Regions from separate parts of the Mus musculus genome. Here regions 2, 3 and 4 are each linked to region 1. The links are chromatin loops, found by intact Hi-C in ENCODE. Cell type or tissue: left cerebral cortex. All regions are shown on one strand.

Region 1 (5,000 bases):
GGGGTCCTGGAGGACCGGCTTCTGTAAGTGTCACCCTTGAATGCAAATCCGAATGTCCCTTGGCTTTTCTTGACCCTGGTTCTACCTGGGAAGCAGCTGTCTGTCCTGTTTCAGTGGCCACTGTGCCCTGGCCACTGGGCAGTCCCCACCGGTCCAGAAATTATGAGTTGTAGGAGAAATGAGTGTTCATCCCCAAATACTCACTCAGGTCACCCCAGCCACATCCTTGCATTAGGGGTTGGTAAGGGTAGGGGTCAGGTAGCCTCCCTGGGTGCAGGTCCTGGGAACTTGTACTTCACTACTTCTCAAGCCCAGGAGACTGAAGCAGAGGGGCTCCCCACTTCCTGCCCATACTCTGCAAGTATTTTCTTTGTAACCCTCTCCAATTCCCTACTTCACATAAGCCATCTCTTATCTACCTGACCCTGACTAAGGCTCTGCTCCAGGCAGCAGCTGCTGGGAGGAATTCTACAAATCAAGGGGACTGCGGCTCAGGGTCCTACAAGTCAGGGGCTTCAACAGCCTGAGGAGCCCTCAAGTCCTTGCTGCAAGTGGAGGAAACCATTTAGCCCAGGTAGAGGCCACCTGGTTGGACAGAATGCCTGGGTTGGGGGTGGGGTGGATTTCCTCAAGTTTTGCTTCACCATAGGGCAGAGAGCCTGGTAGGCTGTTTCTATGATTCAGAGATGGCAAAAAGCACCAGAGAAGGAGACCATAGGTGGAGAAAGGTGGCAGCGGGCTGGAATGTACTGGGTACTCTGTCTTGGGCTCCAGAAAGGATGTGTGGGGAACTGATAGTCCCTAGGACTTTTGATCTCACTCCTGACTGAAAACCTCAGTCTCCCATCACTGAGGCTGTAGATTCCTGCCTGTTCCCTCCTAGGACTTCAGGGGACATGGAAAGCGAGGCCTCCCCAGCACTGGGATGCTGAGGTGGAGCAAAGTGTTGACAGACACTGTGATGATGAGAGCGAGCTCACTGCTCAGCTCTCTCTTCCCCTCAGCATCCCTAGACCCTGTGTGGGTCCAAGGTTGGAAGAAGCAGCAACTGGAACAGCTCTGTCTTAGTTAGGGTTTTGTTGCTATGAAGACCATGGCAACTCTTACTAAGGAAAAGATTTAATTGAGGCTGGCTTACGGTTTCAGAGGTTTAGTCCGTTATCATCATGGTGGGAGGCAAGGCAGCATGCAGGCAGTACAGTTCTGGAGAGTATCTCAGAGTTCTATATCCAGATCCACAGGCAGTAGAAAGAAAGAGCCATGAGGCCTGGCTTGGGCGTTTGAACCTCAAAGCCCGCACGCAGTAACACACTTCTCCTAAGACCACACCTACTCCAACAAGGCCACACCTCTTAGTCCTTTGTAATAGTACTTCTTCTTGTTGACCATGCATTCAAATCAGTGAGCCTCTGGAGGGCTGGGGGAGGGGGGAGGGGTGTCATTCTCATTTAACCCCTACAGGCTCCGTTCCATCCCTTTCAGTCAGGGTGTGGGGGTCACCTTTTCCCCCATAGGATGAACAATATCTTCGAGAGGCACAGGGGGACCAATGGACAGAAAGATCAGGTTTCCCCCACAAGGCTACATGGTTCGCACAGGCAAGAGGGATCCACATTCTATAACCAGGTATCAGCACTGGTTTTCAGTTTCCCAGAGGCAGCAGCTGGAACACAGCAGTGCAAGGGCTCGGCTGTTAACTGGTGTAAACCAGTGTGAGAGCGAAGGATCTTCTCAGTGAGCTGTCTTGGAGAGAGTCCCCAGACCTGTGAGGCCCATTCTGTTGCCAGGTGAACAGGTAAGCAAATGTGCTACATCCATAAGATGGAGTAATAGTCGACCAGGAAAATGAACCGACTGCCAACACATGCGGAAATGTGGACGAGCTACCAAAACATGATGCTAAGTAAAAGCCAGACACCAAAGGTCACATACTATGGAACTCCATTTACAGGAAGCTTCTGGAATAGGTAAGTTCTCAGACTATAATAGCTGGGGTCTAGAATATCACCCAGAGGACCTGTGTTAAAGTGTGGTCCCATCTGGAACTATGAGAAGGTAGTGGTACCTTGAAAAGGTAGAGCCTCATAGAACTCCCCTAGGTCACTGGGAGTGTGGTCTCAACAGGATAATGGGACTCATCTTCTCCTTCCTCTCTCTGTTGCATCCAAGCTGTGAGGAGAATGGGTTTTCAGCCATGATGTGCCACCATAAGTCTAAAAGCAACAAAGCCAACCAATCACAGGCTGGATGCTCCCAAACTGTGGGCTAAAATAAACCATCTCTCCTTGTAAGATGATGATCTCAGATGGTTGTCATGGTAACAGGAAGCTGACCAACAAGTAGACAGAAAGCAGATTGTCAATTGCTGGGGCTTTGGTAGGTAGGCCAGACAGTGCCTGCTCCATGGGAAGGTATTTCCTTGGGGATTATCAAAATGTCTTAAACACAGACACATGTATTGAGCAACACTGTGAATGTGCTAAACGTCACTGAATTTACTTAGAATATGGCCAAGGCTTGTTTTACACACTAAGTGAATTTAATTACAATCTTTCTAGAAGGTCCTGGGATCTTTGTCCTGTTCTAGAGTAGGCCAGGAAACCCTAGCAAGGAATGCCCATTGGTGAGTGGCAGTTCAGAATCACCTACAAGTTGATTTAGCAAAAACAGATTCTGAAATGTGATTCCCATGTTTGCAAAGCAAGGCCCATCATTCACAGAGAAAAGCCTGAGTGGGGAGGAGTAGTGAGCTTCATGGGTGATAGAGGCACCCCAAGACAAAGGGCTGCCCCATCACGAGCAGGGAATTTGAGGGCTCTTGAGAAACTAGTGAGTCTTGGTCATTTCTATCCAAAGGGGAAAAGCAGGGATTTAAGGGCGATAGCCTACAGCCCCTCACCCTCCTCCACTCCTCTGTTTTACTCCTCCCCAGGACAGATATGGACACATGGTGCTTCCGAGCCTGGAAGTAGTAAGAGTGTCCCTCTAACAAGCATTCCAGCCAGCTCCTGACTCCTGAAGAGAGCATAGCAGGAACTTTGGCTAGTCCCTCCAGTCCAGTGTGGCACCAGATAGAAGGAAACAGGACCTGTGCTGGCTAATAGGGAGAGTCAATTTAAATGAATCTGGAACCAAGAGTCACAATCTAGATAGGTCTGTGAGTGCATCTACCTTGTTGTTGCTGCCTCCCACTGCTGCCACCACCACTGGCCACCACTGCTGCCTCTGAATGCAACATCTTCATCCTGGCCTTTATCCTGAAGGCCAATGGTTCTCTAGCACTCCAGTAGGTCTTCAGGCCCACCTGGGGACATCCAACCCTTGAGGTGAACAGTTCTCAGCCTCTCCATTGTGCAGATAGGCATTGCTGCACTATCCAGCCTTATAGCAAAGCCAATCTAATAACTCTCCTGTATAGTATATAGTCATGTGGGAGCAGACACAGTCCTGTGTAAATGTGTATTGTTGACATGAACAATGCCCTGTCAAGGATCATAATGCCTTGTACTCATGGGAATGGAAAGACTTCCCCCTAGTCTGAGTATAGATGCCAACAGTATGTGCAGAATGTACTAACCACACCTTCCTCCTCCAGGATGACTGCAGCGGAGACTTGCTCCCCTACAAAGACCCACTAGCACAATTAGCAAACTTGTCTCCTAGGTCAGCTGCATACGATAAACTTGCCTCCTCGTTCTGCTGTATTTAATAAATGTGTCATTTTCAGAATGCTGGAGTGTCTCCATCCAAACACGTGGTCCAACCCATCCCAGTTGTACATGTGTCTGTCCTTTTTCCATTCTCCTTTGTCCCAGTCAGATCATCCCCAAAGCTGTGCATGTCAAAGTAATCCATTCTATCAATTCTGTTCCTCTGGAGTGTGTGTGTGTGTGTGTGTGTGTGTGTGTGTGTGTGTGTGTGTGTGCGCGTGCGCGCACACGCGCGCACAGGCGCGTGCACACGTGTCAGCAGTAACATCTGCAGAGCCAGATCTGCAGCATCTGAGAGACTGCTCTCCAGAGCCCTCCTGGAGCTCTGCCGTCTTGAGGTGTTAGACTGAAGCGGATTCCTCCCCGCCAGAGCTCGACTCTTCATCTGCAGCAGTGAGGTGGTAATGTCTACTCTCAGAATGGCCGCCCACTAGAGGATTGTGGGATGCAGCCAGGACAAGTCTCAGGATCCCTGAATTTAGCATAGGGTGCAACCTGGAACAGAACAACTCCCTGGCCAAGAGTGAAGCAAAGCCATGGCTTAAAGGCTTTCCCCTGGAACACATGTGTTGCAGACGCAGTCCCCAATTGTTAATTGTATTGGGAAGCAATTAGGATTCATTAACATTCTACTGAAGATCCCTTGATGACTTAAGTGATTTTATAAGAAGAGGAAGAGGAGCCAAACTAGTGTGCTCATCTGTCTCTTCCACCCACATATGATGTCATCCAGCACGTTGTGATGAAACAGGAAGCCCCTGACTGATGCTGAATGGATACCAGTGCTAAGTTCATGCATGTCCAGAATTGTGAAGTAAATACACCTCCTCTATATAAATTTCCCTAACTCAAGGACTTGGCTATGGTAACACCAGTCTAACATATGAAATAATTCATTTAGTGATTGTATGGTATAAAATGTTCTCGATGGGTCTGAACTTGCTCCAGGGATGACTAAGAGCTGCATACAATAGTAGCATGGGGGAGACCTGGAGAGTCTATGGTCTGGCACTCTGTTCAGATTTGAAGCTTGGCCACATCTACCCCAGAACCCTGGAGCTGACCTGGTAAGCTCTCCAGGGCATCTGGTCTATGTGAGCTCCACTGCCAACAGTAAGCACGGGCTGTGAGGAGCAGCAAGTACTGATGTGCTCCTCAGAGACTCCCAACTCCAGCCCTTCACCCAGGCATGTGCCTAGTACAGTGGCACTCTATCAAGGTTAGCACCACCCGCCACTCCTGCCATTCTACCATCCCAGAGGTGGGCCAGTGGCACAGGTAATCCCAGGT
Region 2 (5,000 bases), 95 kb before region 1:
TACTTGAGTTAATCTTTCATTCATTTTTTTTTTCTGGATTTTGAGCTACTGCTTTTCTGTTGTTTGTGCGACCGTTTGAGTGAGAAATGTTGCCCACAGGCTCAGATATTTGAACACTTGGTTATCCTCTTTGGGGAGTTTTCGGCGGTGCAGCGTTACTGAAGGAAGTGCGTCACCAGGGACGGGCTTTGGGAGTTTAAATCTCAGGGCACGTCCTATTCTTTTTCTCTGGTTTGTGTTTGTAGTTCAAGACAAGTTCTCTGAGCTTCCACTTCCTTGTGCCACGCCCACTGTTTGCTGCCACCTCACACAGTTGGCATTTTGTGATTTTCTTCCTGACAAGCTCGCACTATATAGCCCAGGCTACTCTTGACTCTACTACACTGCCTCAGCCTCTCAACTGTGGGGATTATGGGTGTGCGCACCTCACAAGGCTGAGGCATTGCTAAGAAAGCTTCCAGGTTTGGACTTTACCTATGTTTTGTTCTATGAAGACTTTTGTGTGTATATATATTTTGGAGAAGTGAACCCAGTCTTGTATTAGTCTAATGTTTATGCATATATAATCATTTCACTTTTTAAAAAGCTGTTCTTGGGACTGGAGAGGTGGCTCCGTGGTTAAGAGCACTTGCTGTTCTTGTAAAGGTCCTGGCTTCAATTCCCAGCATCCACATGGCCATTTACAACCAGCAGTAACAACTTATTCCTGGGATCCTACTTTGTCTTTTGGGTTCTGTAGGAACTAAGAATGCATGCATACAGGAGAACCTCATAAGCGTATATTTTTTTAAAAGTTGATCTTACGTATTTGGTATTTGGGAGTGTCAGATGGAGTGGAGACAGGAAGGTGAGGGATGGATACTACCAAGATACATTGTTTACATATACAAAATTGTCAAAGTACAAAGGGATATTATTTTAAAAGAAGCTGACCTTTTCACTAGAGACTTCAAATGCTGGCTTTATTTTCTACTACACATGGGTGTCTAGTTTAATTCCTCTGGTTTAGGCCTGGGTCTGTGATTTCGTGCACTAACACGAGCTGGGATCGGATTCTAGGATCCTGTCATCATGTTCCTCTCCAGCCTGTGAAGAATTAGTGTCTCAGTTTGGAGCTGAGATGAAAGGATGGACCATGTAGAGACTGCCATATCCAGGGATCCACCCCATAATCAGCATCCAAACGCTGACACCATTGCATACACTAGCAAGATTTTATCGAAAGGACCCAGATGTAGGTGTCTCTTGTGAGACTATGCTGGGGCCTAGCAAACACAGAAGTGGATGCTCACAGTCAGCTAATGGATGGATCACAGGGCTCCCAATGGAGGAGCTAGAGAAAGTACCCAAGGAGCTAAAGGGATCTGCAACCCTATAGGTGGAACAACATTATGAACTAACCAGTACCCCGGAGCTCTTGACTCCAGCTGCATATGTATCAAAAGATGGCCTAGTCGGCCATCACTGGAAAGAGAGGCCCATTGGACACGCAAACTTTATATGCCCCAGTACAGGGGAACGCCAGGGCCAAAAAGGGGGAGTGGGTGGGTAGGGGAGTGGGGGTGGGTGGGTATGGGGGACTTTTGGTATAGCATTGGAAATGTAAATGAGCTAAATACCTAATAAAAAATGGAAAAAAAAAGAATTAGTGTCTCATCACTGTGGAGGAACACATGACAGACTACTATTTGTTCAAAATTTTGTCTGTTCTCTCCAGAGTGATTTTCTTTTTCTTTTTTTCTCTTACATTTTGGACATTGTAGCTGACACAGACATATGCTGCTCAGACTGCCTTTCAAGAAGGGTCTGGCAGCTGAGGAGATGGCTCTGTCAATAAAGTGCCTGTCACTTTAGTATGAGAGTCTGAGTCTGAAACCCTAGCTCCCATGTAAAAGCCCGACACTGTGAGGTGCATGTGTAACCCCAGTGCAGGGGTGGGGTGGGGTGGTGGTGGCAGCAATGGAGACAGACTCTCCAGAGCTGGAGTCTGAACTAGCCATGACTACATAGTCAGCCTTTGTCCAAAAAAAAAAAAAAAATCCCAACCAATCAAAACAAGACAAAAGAAGGTCCTGGCAGCTTGGGAGCATAGTTAGCCCTGTATGCATGCATGTGTATTCACACACAACCCGAGGGTGGAGGGTGGAGGACAATTTGCAAGAAAAGGTTCTCTCCATTAGTTGGGTTTGGGGATCGAACTCAGGTTGTCAAGCTTGGTGTCAAATGCCCTTATCAGTTAAGCCATTTCCCTATTCCCCCCACCCCATCTCTTCTTAAAAATGTAAGTTAGCATATGAAATACTGGATTTCATTAGTACACACACACACACACACACACACACACACACACACACATATATATATGCCGTTTTACTTTGTTCTTACTTGTCTCCATTAGTGATGGAGAGCTGTTTTGGGTGCTTATCAAGCAGGGTGATGAGATTTGCAGGGTGATGAGTCCTGCACCCCATTCCTGCCTCTCCCCTCCCCCTCCAGCCAGGCAGGACCCCAGGTCTCTTAAGGCTTTAGCATTTGGGAGCAGATGAGACAAGAAAGAAGATGAGCGATTCTGAGTTCTTTCCACCAGAAACAGAGGCCATTTAGGGGGTGGATCATAGCGATTTCCACAGCAGATTTCATTTCTAAAGTTGTCTTTGAACAGACGGTCTTCGTGTACCAGTTTTCTTGAAGAAACTACGGAAAACAAGCAGATGCAGTTATATCTAAAGAATTAATGGTTAAAAAAAATCTTTGGGGACTGCTGGGAGGCTGAACACTTGGTGGGGGATTCTTTTTTCAAAGGCAGAACTTGCGAGTTTGCTCAGAAGCTGTAAAAGCATTTTATGACCCTGCATTAAGCAGCCTGCTGTTAATGGAGCAGAGCAGTTTTTCCTTTGATAATTGCCTATTATTACTCAGAAACTAGCATCTTTAGAAATGCCTCAGGCTTTCTCTGTCAGCCCCGATCCCACAGCTGATGGGGCACCTGAGTCTCTCTGCACACTCAACAGCATTTATAGGGCCTGTGGCACCTGCACAGGCACTCAACTGACCCCTACACACCGAGTGCTCTGAAGAGCAGGCTGAGCCAAGCCCTCTGAGCATAGAAACGTTGCTCCAGTCTGTCTGGCAGGGGCTTCGTTAGGCTTAAGAGCCAGATGTCCCCAATTTAGCTTCATATTCCCCATCGACACTTAAATAAGTCACCCACCTTCTTGTATCCAACTTTCTCATCTACTGGAAAGCACATATCATTCTATCTCACAGCATAGCCAGCGGTAGCAGAGAAAATCACATATAAAAGCACTCAGCAAGAGACGGGCGTGTAGTGATTGCCTACCAAATTGAAATCTGTGCCCATCTGTGGTTTGGGATACCCAACTCCTCCCCCCAGTGGTTCCCACTGTCTCTTAGCATCACCTGGAAATGAGAGCAACAACAGCTTGGAATTCTAACAGACACAAAGCCTTGTGCCTGCCCTGGCCCCGTGCTTAGGAGGTATACTCAATAAAGATGGCCAATCACTCCATCTCCATTGCTCTGTGAGGAGGCACTCCTTGGATCTTATTAACAAGCATCCCATTATCGTTTGGGAAAGAGAAATACCAGTGCTATGAGGAGCCAATTTTCAAACAGAACTTGTTTATGTAGCCTGGTGTAGTGGCACATGCCAGTAATTCCAGCACTTAGCAGGCAGAGAAATACCAGGACTCCAAGTTTAAAGACCGCTCGAGCTACATGGCAGAGACCCAGTCAAAAGCTGGGGGGAAAATAATAATAATACAGCAGATATTATGTCAAACAGATGCTGGACTGGAAGGCACCCCACTGTCTATGGGACTTTGCAGCCCTGGGGATGGTTACCAAAGAGCTTTCTGTAAGGGGAATGTCTGTTCTGGGAAATGTCTCCACGACCTTCACTAAACCTGCCCCAAAAGCCAAGTTCAGATGGAGCATCGCAGGATGGGTTACACCAGTGCTGTCCAGGCCTTGGATGCGTGGGATGTGCCACAAGCAAGCACAGGACCATCTGCCTTCATGAAGAAGGGTTCCAGCCAACCCCACAAACTGCTAACCGACCCATTCTCCTTCTGCCTGAACAGGAGGCCTTAGGGGACAGGTTCGATTTTAGATTCTTAGGTACTTTGGGGCTATCTGTGAAAAGGTGGCCACGCCATGCCTGCAGGTCCCTGCCTCCGCTGGAACCCAGAGGAAAGGTGGCCCTGCCATGCCTGTCTCCACTGGACTCCAGGGGAAAGGTGGCCAAACGATGCCTGCAGGTCCCTGCCTCCGCTAGAACCCAGAGGAAAGGTGGCCCTGCCATGCCTGTCTCCACTGGACTCCAGGGGAAAGGTGGCCAAACGATGCCTGCAGGTCCCTGACTTCATTGGAACCTGGGCCTGTTCGATGCTCTTTTTACAGAATGAGTGACCTGTACCTGCCAGGTCACCCCTTGCATGTGCTTCCTTGGGCACACACTAGCCCTTTTAAGGGTGGTCCCTTTTAAGAGGTGGAGCTGAGGACAGACCATCACACATTAAGTACTTGCGGCTGCTAAGCAGCAAGTGTGGGTAGGATGAGATTTAGGAAGGATGAGACCGGGGGAAGCCAGTGATTTGTGAGGTGTGGTCCAGAATGGGGGCAGGGCGCATGTCTCCTGGATCTGTGTTAATCCCTCTAGCCCCACCCCACCCATAAGGAACATGATCTGGAATCCAGAGCAGTATGTAAGGGCAAAGCTGACCATATGGTAGTGTCGGCACCCATGGCATGGTATCTGCTCACAGACTTCTTCATACAGGCAAAGGGAGTGCGCTGGAGGCTTATGGATTCTACAGGTGTGCTGTGTTTGGAGGAGGGCTTCAGTGGGGAGGGAAGTGGGCCATGCAGAGAGGAGTGGCAGTGATGGGGGCGGTGACCATTTAGGATGGAGGGGAAATGACTGCAGAGGAGGAACAGAGAAGAGGCAGTGAGGCACAGCTGGCCTTGGTGTGGGTAGG
Region 3 (5,000 bases), 72 kb before region 1:
GGTCCCCAGCATTGCATTTGACCACAGGATAAAACCCAGAACATCAAAACATAGCTTCCAGTCTTGAGAGGGTTCAGAAGTCAACATGAAATTACCGGCTGCTATGACAGAGTAGTGTGTCTTTAAAACCTGATTCCCTCCTTGTAAGTTCCCTGATGCCTTTCAGAAGATGGATGGAGACCTCCCAGGTGACAGCAAACATGAAAGGTGGGATGGTAGACCCCCCCAGCAGTGCCCCCCACTTGTTTAGGGGAAGCTGCTAATAACATGCAATTATGTGTTCTTCCCCATGGAGCAAATTGCAATGCTTTGCAGGAAAAGATACTTACATAATGATCATACAAACTCGATCGGCTTTCATTTTAAAAATTAATCTTCAGGCAATTAAGTTGTTAATTTGGGATTTAATTAACGTGAGTTCTAGATACAAAACAAAGTTGGGTGTTCTAAGACCTGACAAATGCAAAGTAATAAGGGGACAGGGGGTGCACAGGGGTGCGAGAAAGAGTTCACTTATCACCTATAATGAAAAACAGTTATTTTGTGTAGCCTATGAAGGCAAGAGTCAGAGACCTTTGAATTTTCAAAGATACAACATTAAGCAAGCACAAATGATTTGTAACTACAAAGTTCTAGAAAAGGAGGGAAGGAGATGGCAGGAGTTGGGTGTTGTGTTTTCTGGTGTCTGGGACTCAATAGCAGAGGAACAATGATAGATACACGGAGATTTTGGGGACCAAAGCTGGAGGACTGGAGAGGGAAGAAAGGTGGAGGGGGGTCATGGAATTCCAAAAATATCACTCTTGGTCTGGGTAGATTGTGGGTATGGTGTTTGCCCTGCAAGCACAAAGATCTGAGCTTGGATTCCCATAGCCTCGCCCCCTCCGAAAAGCCCAGAGTGATGCCAACCTGTAGTCCCAGCATTTGGTAGAGACTAGCAGATCCAGTCTAGGGGAATTGGTAAGCTCCAGGTTAAGTTAGAGACTCTGCAAAATAAAGGAAGCTAGAGAGCAATTGGAGACAGCTGACATCAACCATGGCTTGTGCACATGTGTGTGCACACACACATGCCATATCCCCCTTGATTACCTGCGCTTTGTAAATCTGTCCTTCCTTTGTCCATCCCACCCCACTTCCCTCCTTCTTCCCCTCACATATCCAACCTTTCATGGATGTTGGAAGAAAATTTTAAAAAAGCAGCTGGTCCTATTCAAACCCAGGCCTCTTGAAGCTGAAGATGTGTGAACAGAGTGTGGCTGAGGGGATACAACTACACCAGGTGTTTAAGCCAAGGGCCCTTCAGATGGTTCTGTGATCCCAAAGCAGGTATTAAAATGTTCCCTCTGGTCCTGTTGACAGCTCATATGAAAATCCTGGGTCCAGAAATGTCTTCTACCTCTGTGGCTCTGTGCCCCATTTGCTGCATACGTTTTACCTCTTTAAGGACAGCACCCCAGTTTGGGGCTGCTGCCCAGCCACTTGCATGTAAGCATGTTTGCATCCTTGTGCTCTTTTCTGGAGTCATCTTCTCCATAGTCATCCCATAGAACAGTGGAGATGTGAAATACGGCATACATGCAGCTACATACTGACAAAGCTCAGGGGAGGGTCCTCTGTGGTTCAGCAAGTTGTAAGCTTTGTTTAAGATAGATAGGCTGTCAGGCATAGTGGCACGCATCTTTAGTCCCAGCACTTGGGAGGCAGAGGCAGAGGCAGAGGCAGAGGCAGAGGCAGAGGCAGAGGCAGAGGCAGAGGCAGAGGCAGAGGCAGAGGCAGAGGCAGAGGCAGAGGCAGAGGCAGAGGCAGAGAGGCAGAGGCAGAGAGGCAGAGGCAGAGAGGCAGAGGCAGAGAGGCAGAGGCAGAGAGGCAGAGGCAGAGAGGCAGAGAGGCAGAGAGGCAGAGAGGCAGAGAGGCAGAGAGGCAGAGGCAGAGGCAGAGGCAGAGGCAGAGGCAGAGGCAGAGGCAGAGGCAGAGGCAGAGAGGCAGAGGCAGAGAGGCAGAGGCAGAGAGGCAGAGGCAGAGAGGCAGAGGCAGAGAGGCAGAGGCAGAGAGGCAGAGGCAGAGAGGCAGAGGCAGAGAGGCAGAGGCAGAGAGGCAGAGGCAGAGAGGCAGAGAGGCAGAGAGGCAGAGAGGCAGAGGCAGAGGCAGAGGCAGAGGCAGAGGCAGAGGCAGAGGCAGAGGCAGAGGCAGAGGCAGAGGCAGAGGCAGAGAGGCAGAGAGGCAGAGAGGCAGAGAGGCAGAGAGGCAGAGGCAGAGAGGCAGAGGCAGAGGCAGAGGCAGGCTGATCTCTGAGTTCAAGGCCAGCCTGGTTTACACAGAGAGTTTCAGGACAGCTAGGACTACATAGAGAAACCCTGTCTCAAAACCATGCTGCTCCCCCTCAAACTCCCCTTCCCCCAAAGATAGATCAGCCTTGGACATTGATATAACCTTTCCATGGGTCTTTTTTTAAGTGACCCCAGGACATCTGTGAGGCTTTTGTGCCATGGATCCCTGAGATGGGCTATAGGATGAAGGAGAGGGGCCAGGCCCACAGAGGACACCTTACAGGGACCAGGAGCTGGGATAAAGGGAGCCCCAGTGCCCAACTCCTGTTCCAGGGACAACACCCCAGGACTATGAAGCTTGGCAGGGTCCGTGGAAGCAGAAGGTCAGGCTGCAAATGTTCTAGTGACCCAGCAGGAGATCACAAGGTAGACAGGGGTGCTGTGGTAGAAACAGGAAGTATCAACTCCCTCCCCAACTCCCTCCTGATCTCTGAACAATGCAGAGCACCACCAGAGTACCACCTCTCCTCTCCAGGACCCCTCTGGCGGCTCCATGAGTGGCATGTGACAAGCTGTCTTGAATGGTCAGATGTTTTTGTGTGCCTGTGACGGTCCTGGCAGATGGTGACAGGTGTCTTGTGGACAAGGCTGGAGTTCCAGGCCGCTCTGTTGGGGGGGGGGTTGCTCTTTTTCTTGGCTCATTTCCTGCTCTATCAACTGAAGGTTTCAGAAGTTAAATTCAAAGTTGCTGGTGATTTTGAGTCACTTTTTTTTTTTTCAATAGCGCCTCTTGAGTGAAGATTAGGCGGCTGTGTGGGCGGCTGTTAAGGGTGCCTCATTTCCACATTGAGAGCCTACCCACACAGCAGATTTTAGTGGTACTTGAAACGGGACCTGATTTTGCCTCTCAGCTGTTACATTAAAATAAAATGCCCTTCGTCTGATTATGAAGACAGCCAATTTAAATGTATAGATACCATTTCCCAGAGGGGAGGGATGTCTTTATTGATTCTGAGACCTCGTGTTGCTTCGTGTGACATATCAGGTGCTTGGCACATTCACTTTCTAAGAGAGAATGGCCCAGGACAGAGGAGGGGACGGTTGTTTGAGTCATGGCTCTGTGGCTGTCTTGCTGTGCAGCTCTAATGAGTCACCTCCCTGAGTCTTAGCCTCCGTCCACGTTGGGACAGTCAACCCTGCTTGTGCAATTGATCACAGCATCCTGAAGATGGAGGCTGAGGGATGGGAGGCTCTTAGCACACTGGCTGTCCTGTGGCAGTCTCTGCCCTTGCTGTAGTTTGGGCAGTCATGACCTTAATGTTTGTCCTGCCCTTCCTTCTTGTTCTTTTCTTTCCTCTTTGGACAATTCTCCTGCTGTCACCCCCCCTCTTTCTGCCTGTTACAGCAAATAACTTAAGTGTCTTCTCTCTCTTGCCCAAACTGCAGAGCACACAGGCCTGAGCAGGCTGCCCAGGGCTCAGCACAGTATGAGCTTGGTGTGTGGATTGGTGCTTTGTTGATTTGATTCAAGCTAGAGTCACCTGGGAAGAGGAAGTGTCAGTTAAGGAATTGCCTCTACCAGATTGGTCTGTAGGCAACTCTGGGGGGCATTTCCTTGATAACTGATTGCTGTGGGAGGGCCCAGCCCACTGTGGGTGTGGTTGCCCCTGGGCAAGTGATGCTGGATGGTCTAAGAAAGCAGGCTGAACAAGCCATGGAGAGCAAGCCAGTAAGCAACACCCCTCCATGGCCTCTGCTTCAGTTCCACATCCAGGGTCCTATCTTGGCTTCCTCCCTCAATGGACTGTGACCTGGGATATGTAAGCCAACATATGTAAACACACATACACCTGCCAAATGCCTTTGAGTCAGGGTGTTTTAACACAGTAATAGAAGCCTAGCAAGAACAGGAAAGCTCTGTGGCGTTCACAGCGCTTTTCACCTGTCTGCGTTATTTCTCTTCTTCCGTGCTGAAGCTCTGTATTCTACTCAAGGCGGGAGAAGTCCTGAGACTCTTGGGCTCCCCGTGTTACCAAGGTCCAAACCCTCTCTAGCTTCACTTGCTGCAATTTCGCTGAAGGGGCCATATAGCTGGGTAATACATCATTAGTCTCCCAGAAGCTTTGCTGTGGGAATGCTTCCACTGGGTACATTTCGACTACAGTTGTCAAAGTTCCTTTCTGGGACTGTAAGGCCGCTTGACCTAGATGCCCCATGGGTGACTGGATGAACAGGTTTGGCATTGCCTTCATTTTGTGTCAGTCTGTTGAATGAGGTAAGCCGCAGGTCAGCGGCTGCTGGGCCTGCGTGCAGAATGCTGATTGTCTGCTGAAGCGGACAAGTGTGCATGTGTGAAATCCATGTACGACACAGCCTGTATATGTGTTTGTGCATGGAGTGGGGGGGGTCATATGACAACTGAGGGAGTTGGCTGTCTTCTTTCCCTATGTGGGACCCAGGATGGAACTCAGGCTGCCAGGCTTAGTGTGGCTGGACTGGCAAGTGACTTTACTTGACAAACCATCTAAAAGCCTTAATCTTAACCCTACCCTATCCATAAAGCAGCTTACACATTTAACACTCTCCAGTCCGTCATAGGCCCATACTGAACCACACGTGACGATGTTTGCCCAGGATGATGGCTCCAGCCACAGAGGAACTCAGAAGTTTCTGTGACAGGTTGGTCACGGGCCTGGGAAAGAAGGAAACCATCTTCTGACAATGAATTACCAA
Region 4 (5,000 bases), 120 kb before region 1:
TGGGTAGTGCTATTGGAAAAGGTGCCCATGTTAAGCTTTCCACTGCTCCTTGTTCCTGGCTCCACCTAGGGACACCTCCATGTCCTGTGGAGCACATCGGGTTCTAAGGACCAGTCACTGACCCAGTGTGTTTCCCAAGCACCATGGTCCTAATGGTGATGGAGAGCCAGGCTATGGAGATGGGGTGGGAAGGGCAGACGCCCTTTTCCAAGAGTCTCAAATAAGAATCAGGACAGGTTCTTGCCTCAGCTTTCAACTTTCTAAACTTCGTGGACCACAAAGGATGTGGTTGCCATTGCTCCCTGCATGTACTGCCTGCCTCTCTACCCTTCTTCCCATACCACCCATGTGACCGGAAGGCTCATGACCTTTCTTCTGCTATCGAGGGTACCCCTCCTAATCTTTCACTCTTTAAGGCTGTGTTTCCTCTGGCCCATTCTGCATCCCCAGGAGTCCCTTGAGGACATAGCCTGTTATCTGTTCATCTACCACTGGTGCCAGGGAGTTCACCCCAGAAGCACAGGCCTGAAAATGAAAGTCATCCTCTGGTCACTGGGTCACCAAGAGGCTGACTCTTTCTCTAGCGTCAAAGGGAAACACGCTTTGACTCTCTCCTAGAAAATTCTAGACACACCAACACGGCACCTACGGGAGCCTTGGGAAGCATATTGAGAAACGCTATTCTGGATATTTTTGTGATACTCCAAATAACTTCAGTTTTCTCTCTCATCTTAAAGTCTCTTCTAACAACAAAAAAAACTCTTGCGTTGAGGACTTCCTTCCCAGCAGGTGGCGCTATTGAGCAGTGATTGAATCCTGAGCACCAGCAATCTATTCCTGAGTTCATACATAGGCTACAGATCCTCTCTGTGCCTTGTGTGTGTGTGTGTGTGTGTGTGTGTGTGTGTGTGTGTATAATATATATATATATTGGGGCTCTGCACAAATGAAGCTATCGCCATTACCGACCAAGCATTAGTTGAGGGACGATAAGTGTCCACCGAGAAGAAATGAAGCCCATTTGTGAAGTCAGTAGCAAGCGGGCCTCTTTGTACTTTGAAGCAGCAGAAAAGGCCAAACAGACCCATTGTTGCTATTTGTGGCTTTAAGAAGACCCTATATCTGATTGGCTGAGTGAAGAACAGAGAGGGTGTGGTAGAAACCGGAAGCACACTGTCTGTGGGGCCCTCAGCAGAACCATGTGGACTGCATCTCTACATAACCACACAGCAGCCGCAGAGCAGACAGTGAGCATGATCACACGGCACTTGGCAGAAAGGCAGACAGACTGGCTCGCCTCAGACGCTCCAGCTGGACCTCAGACGGAAGGTGCAGAGATTCAAATCCTTGGTCTCTCCACCGGGGATGTGAGCACCCTGGGTCCTCTTACATTGTAAGCGATGGGCTGTTAGGAATGACAGCCCCGAAGTCAACCAAGGTGGTTTTCATTCTCTCATTTGTCTGCCCTGAACACTTCACTCATTGGCAAGTATGTACGGTCCAGCTGGGAGGACTGATAACCAGCTCACAAAAGAGGTACCTTGAGTCCCCTGGCCGCAGTGAAACGGCTCCTCTAGGGTCAACACCTGGCTAGGGGCTGGCTGCTCCCTTTCTGTGCTTTTGTGCAAGAACCTTCCCTGTAGGGTGTGGACTGGCCCGGTACATTCTGCGTGTCTCCCATGGTCCTGGCTATGCACATTAACTGTAACACGATGACATAATTATAGAAACAGAGGACACCCTTCATTTCCTCAGTCACCTGCAGACCCAGAATATGCTGGAGAAAACTTGGATGCACCAACTCCTCATTACAAGCTGAGGCTAGCAATGAACAAAATAAATATGCATTGGAGACTGAATGCTATAATTAGCGTTTCCATGTGGCTAAAGAAAACGAGAGACATTTTAATTCCGGGCCTCTGGTTGCATGTTAAGTTGCTGCGAAGGGAATGGTCCTTGGGGGTTAACCTGTGAGGGACAGGCATTGTCTTAAGATCCTTGGTGTAGGTGGGATTCAAATGGAGCGGCTATGCCATTAGATAGCCCAGGGCTGAGCTTACTTCCTAGAGCCCAGTGAATACTCCCAATTGTAAGAGAGGCTGGCGTCGTCCCCTGGCACCCATGGTCCGGGTGAATCTATTCATTTAATAAATAATTAGCATTCGCATATCTGTTGTTCCTGGTGATGTCAGAAAGTACCTTTTCGTACTGTCTTCCAAATTCACATCTAGACGTGTGATGCTTTGACCTGCTACCTCCTTTAACTCAGTGCTGGGGACAATCTCAAAGCATTGTCCTGCTCTGCCCTTGGGGTAGCTAGCCAGCCTGAGGATTTTGTGCTTTCTTGATAACATAACTGGAGAAACTGGCATGTCTGAAAGAGAACAGGCCACATGGTCCTGAGCTCTTCTGCCCAAGGGGTGATAGGACTCTGTGTATCTCTTCTGGGGGATACATGGGGATTTGAGGTGACAGATAGGCAATCTGGGGGAATCCCCAGCATGGAGCCCAGGAGAGTCAAAGAGGAGATACCCGGCTCTTCTGCCTTCCGTGTTCCCAGGCACCAGCTTGTTGTAACACCGCGTTCTCAGGCCTCAGTGACTACAAGAGTTGTAAAACAGGCTGTAGCCTCACTGAAGGCACAGTGGCCACAATTAGCAACTGGAGAGGTGCAGTGTTGATCTCACAGGCATGAGGTGACTTATCCCAACTCACCTAAGAAGATTGTTCACACTAAGAGCTTTTTAAAACCCCAGTTTAGAGAGAGCTGAAGAATTCTCTCTGCCATTCAAGACCATCTTTAACAGAAAGCACACCGGAAGGGTGGTCCTGAAACACCCGTGTGACAGGCAGAGATCTGGAGTACCCTGAGACTTCAACTACCAGCCCTGTGCTCTGTGGATGGACAGCACCCCCTGCAGGACAGAACCTCCAGATAGAGATGTGTTAGACATGCTTATGTCCTGAAAGCCTTTTATTTTGTGAGACCTGGGTGGGGCTGGGTATTCATCCTGGAATTTCCAGAAGTTTTTCTCCTTAACTCCCAGAGAAATTTTATTTTGAAACAGAGTCTCACATAGCCCAGGCTGGCCTTGAACTCTCCATGTAGATGAAGATGAACTTGAACTTACCTTCCTGCCTCTACCTCTACAGTCAAGGAAGACACACCCCCCCCCCTCCACACACACACCCCTTGTGGCTGTGGCTGTATCACAAATAGTGCTAGGACTTGCCAAAGCCACAGCAGCACCTGGAGGTGACCTGATGATGGATGCCATGCTAGGCTCAACGTGACAGACTGGGAAAGTCTAAAGTCCTGAATCCTGGAGCCAGGAACTGTTTCCAGCCTCACATCCTGATGTCCTGGTGACACAGGGACAAACTGTCCTCACCCCCCCCCACCCCCCACCCCCCACCCCCCACCCCCCGGGCTCCACTCATGCATCCTGTTCTCCTGCTGAGAGGGGTGCCACTCTGGGCTGCTGCTGCTCAGGCCTAGGGTCGTGCGTGCTTTGTGCAGACACTCTGGGGGACTCTTTCTCCCTCTGTGCCCTCTAGGGAGGCTTTTGGAACCACATCTTAGAGTACAAAGCTGGGAAGCTTGGCCACAGACTCTGGCATGGTCAATTGGTCCTCAGTGGGACGCCTGTGGATTGGCTTCATCCCTGACTTGACATCTAATCCAACCCACCCATGCATTCCGGAGGTGGCTGGCACTCCTTACTTGGGGGCCAGGTTGGCTATGACAAGGGTATAATATACCTGTCCTTGCTATCTCGATTTGTGACTGGCAAGGGGTATTTAAGCATCAGTCCTGAGGGGAAGGGTTACTTCTTGACAATGACCCATGTACTTTGGGGCCTATGTTTGCCTGCTTGGGATTCCTGAGTACCTCAGCCTGTGGGAAGCCTCTTTATTGGACCCCAGGGCGATGAATATTGAGTGGATGGATTCGGAAACACGGTGTCTGGTGCTCAGCAGGCAATTAACAACTGCTAATTGATTCAGATGGCTAACCCAGGAAGCAGCGAGTGGACTAAAAACTCCATGAAAACGAATTGACTCCATCAGGATTAATAATAATAATAACAATAATAATAACAATAATAATAAATAATATCACAGGGATGACTGGTTTCAGCATGGCCTTTCACTATCGGGCTCCTTTTAGGGGTGGTCTCTTCTAAGCACATCCCAAGCAGGATGCAGTCAACTGTGGCTTCCTTAGGGCTTGGTCAGGAAACCTCTCGTTATACAGTGTGTGACATTCCACATGCCTGACGGTTCCCCTGGGCGCTGCTGGGTGGAAGCTGTAAGCTCTATCCTCGGTCTCCGACTCCTGTGACATACTGTCACCTGCTGAATTGCTCCAGTTCGTCCTGTGACATACTGTCACCTGCTGAATTGCTCCAGTTCGCTGCATCTCTCTGCGTTTCATCCTTTCTCCCAGACTCAGTTTAGAGATGGTGTGGTCCTCGTTCGCCTGCGGCTTGAAGCACACGGTAATCACATTCTTCTTCCTCTGGGCTCCACTCCACTGTGGGAGATTCCAGGTCTAGCCACACAGGCTTCAAGGGAAAAAAGAGCCATAATATGTGAGCCACAGACCTGCCCATAAGAACTGTGGTTGGCGGGAGATTTATAAAGCCAGTGACCGGCACTGCTGTTTAACTTCAGAGCGGAAGGAACACTGTGCTGTTTAGCAGTCACTCCTCATTGTGTCGCTGAGGGTGACCCTGAACTTCAGATCCTCCTGCTTCCCCTTCTCAAGCCTTGGTATTACCCGCACGTGCTACCATACCTTTCTCAGACATACCTTTTTAATTTTGGAGGGTGAATTCTTAGACCCTGTGATGACGTCATGTCAGTGCTTTGAGAACGGCCGATCAAGCTCTGCTTCCCTGGTCTGAAGCTCTAAACTCGCCTGCATTCTACACTAGCAGGTTTCCCATGGCAACGATCCCACGTCTTGGCACCAATGTCCCGTGTTAGCTACCTTT

Evidence for each region. A loop is a pair of places that touch in the nucleus more often than their neighbours do. Peaks named below come from ENCODE experiments on the same cell type or tissue, not always from the same donor. Only the 100,000 strongest peaks of a DNase experiment are listed, where the experiment ranks them.
Region 2: a loop joins it to region 1, with 2.0 times the contacts of the local background. A loop is called at or near these places in 3 of 42 quality-filtered maps.
Region 3: it touches region 1 in a loop (2.2-fold over the local background); 2 of 42 quality-filtered maps call a loop at or near these places.
Region 4: a loop joins it to region 1, with 3 times the contacts of the local background. A loop is called at or near these places in 2 of 42 quality-filtered maps.

What each region holds. Positions count from the first base shown.
Region 1 is chr12:17,153,689-17,158,688 of GRCm38, forward strand. No RefSeq gene overlaps it. Among named protein-coding and RNA genes, the nearest start is that of Kcnf1, 21 kb to the right of the region's middle. In left cerebral cortex, no CTCF peak of the experiment used is centred here; DNase peaks (open chromatin) are centred at 2,298, 4,068 and 4,426; H3K27ac peaks cover 1,091 bases.
Region 2 is chr12:17,058,489-17,063,488 of GRCm38, forward strand. No RefSeq gene overlaps it. Among named protein-coding and RNA genes, the nearest start is that of 2410004P03Rik, 49 kb to the left of the region's middle. In left cerebral cortex, no CTCF peak of the experiment used is centred here; DNase peaks (open chromatin) are centred at 2,661, 3,375, 4,005 and 4,885; H3K27ac peaks cover 1,798 bases.
Region 3 is chr12:17,081,964-17,086,963 of GRCm38, forward strand. No RefSeq gene overlaps it. Among named protein-coding and RNA genes, the nearest start is that of 2410004P03Rik, 73 kb to the left of the region's middle. In left cerebral cortex, no CTCF peak of the experiment used is centred here; DNase peaks (open chromatin) are centred at 3,108 and 3,885; H3K27ac peaks cover 1,633 bases.
Region 4 is chr12:17,032,466-17,037,465 of GRCm38, forward strand. No RefSeq gene overlaps it. Among named protein-coding and RNA genes, the nearest start is that of 2410004P03Rik, 23 kb to the left of the region's middle. In left cerebral cortex, CTCF peaks have their summits at 779 (motif pointing right) and 2,915 (motif pointing left); DNase peaks (open chromatin) are centred at 806, 1,192, 1,762, 2,909 and 1 more place; H3K27ac peaks cover 1,446 bases.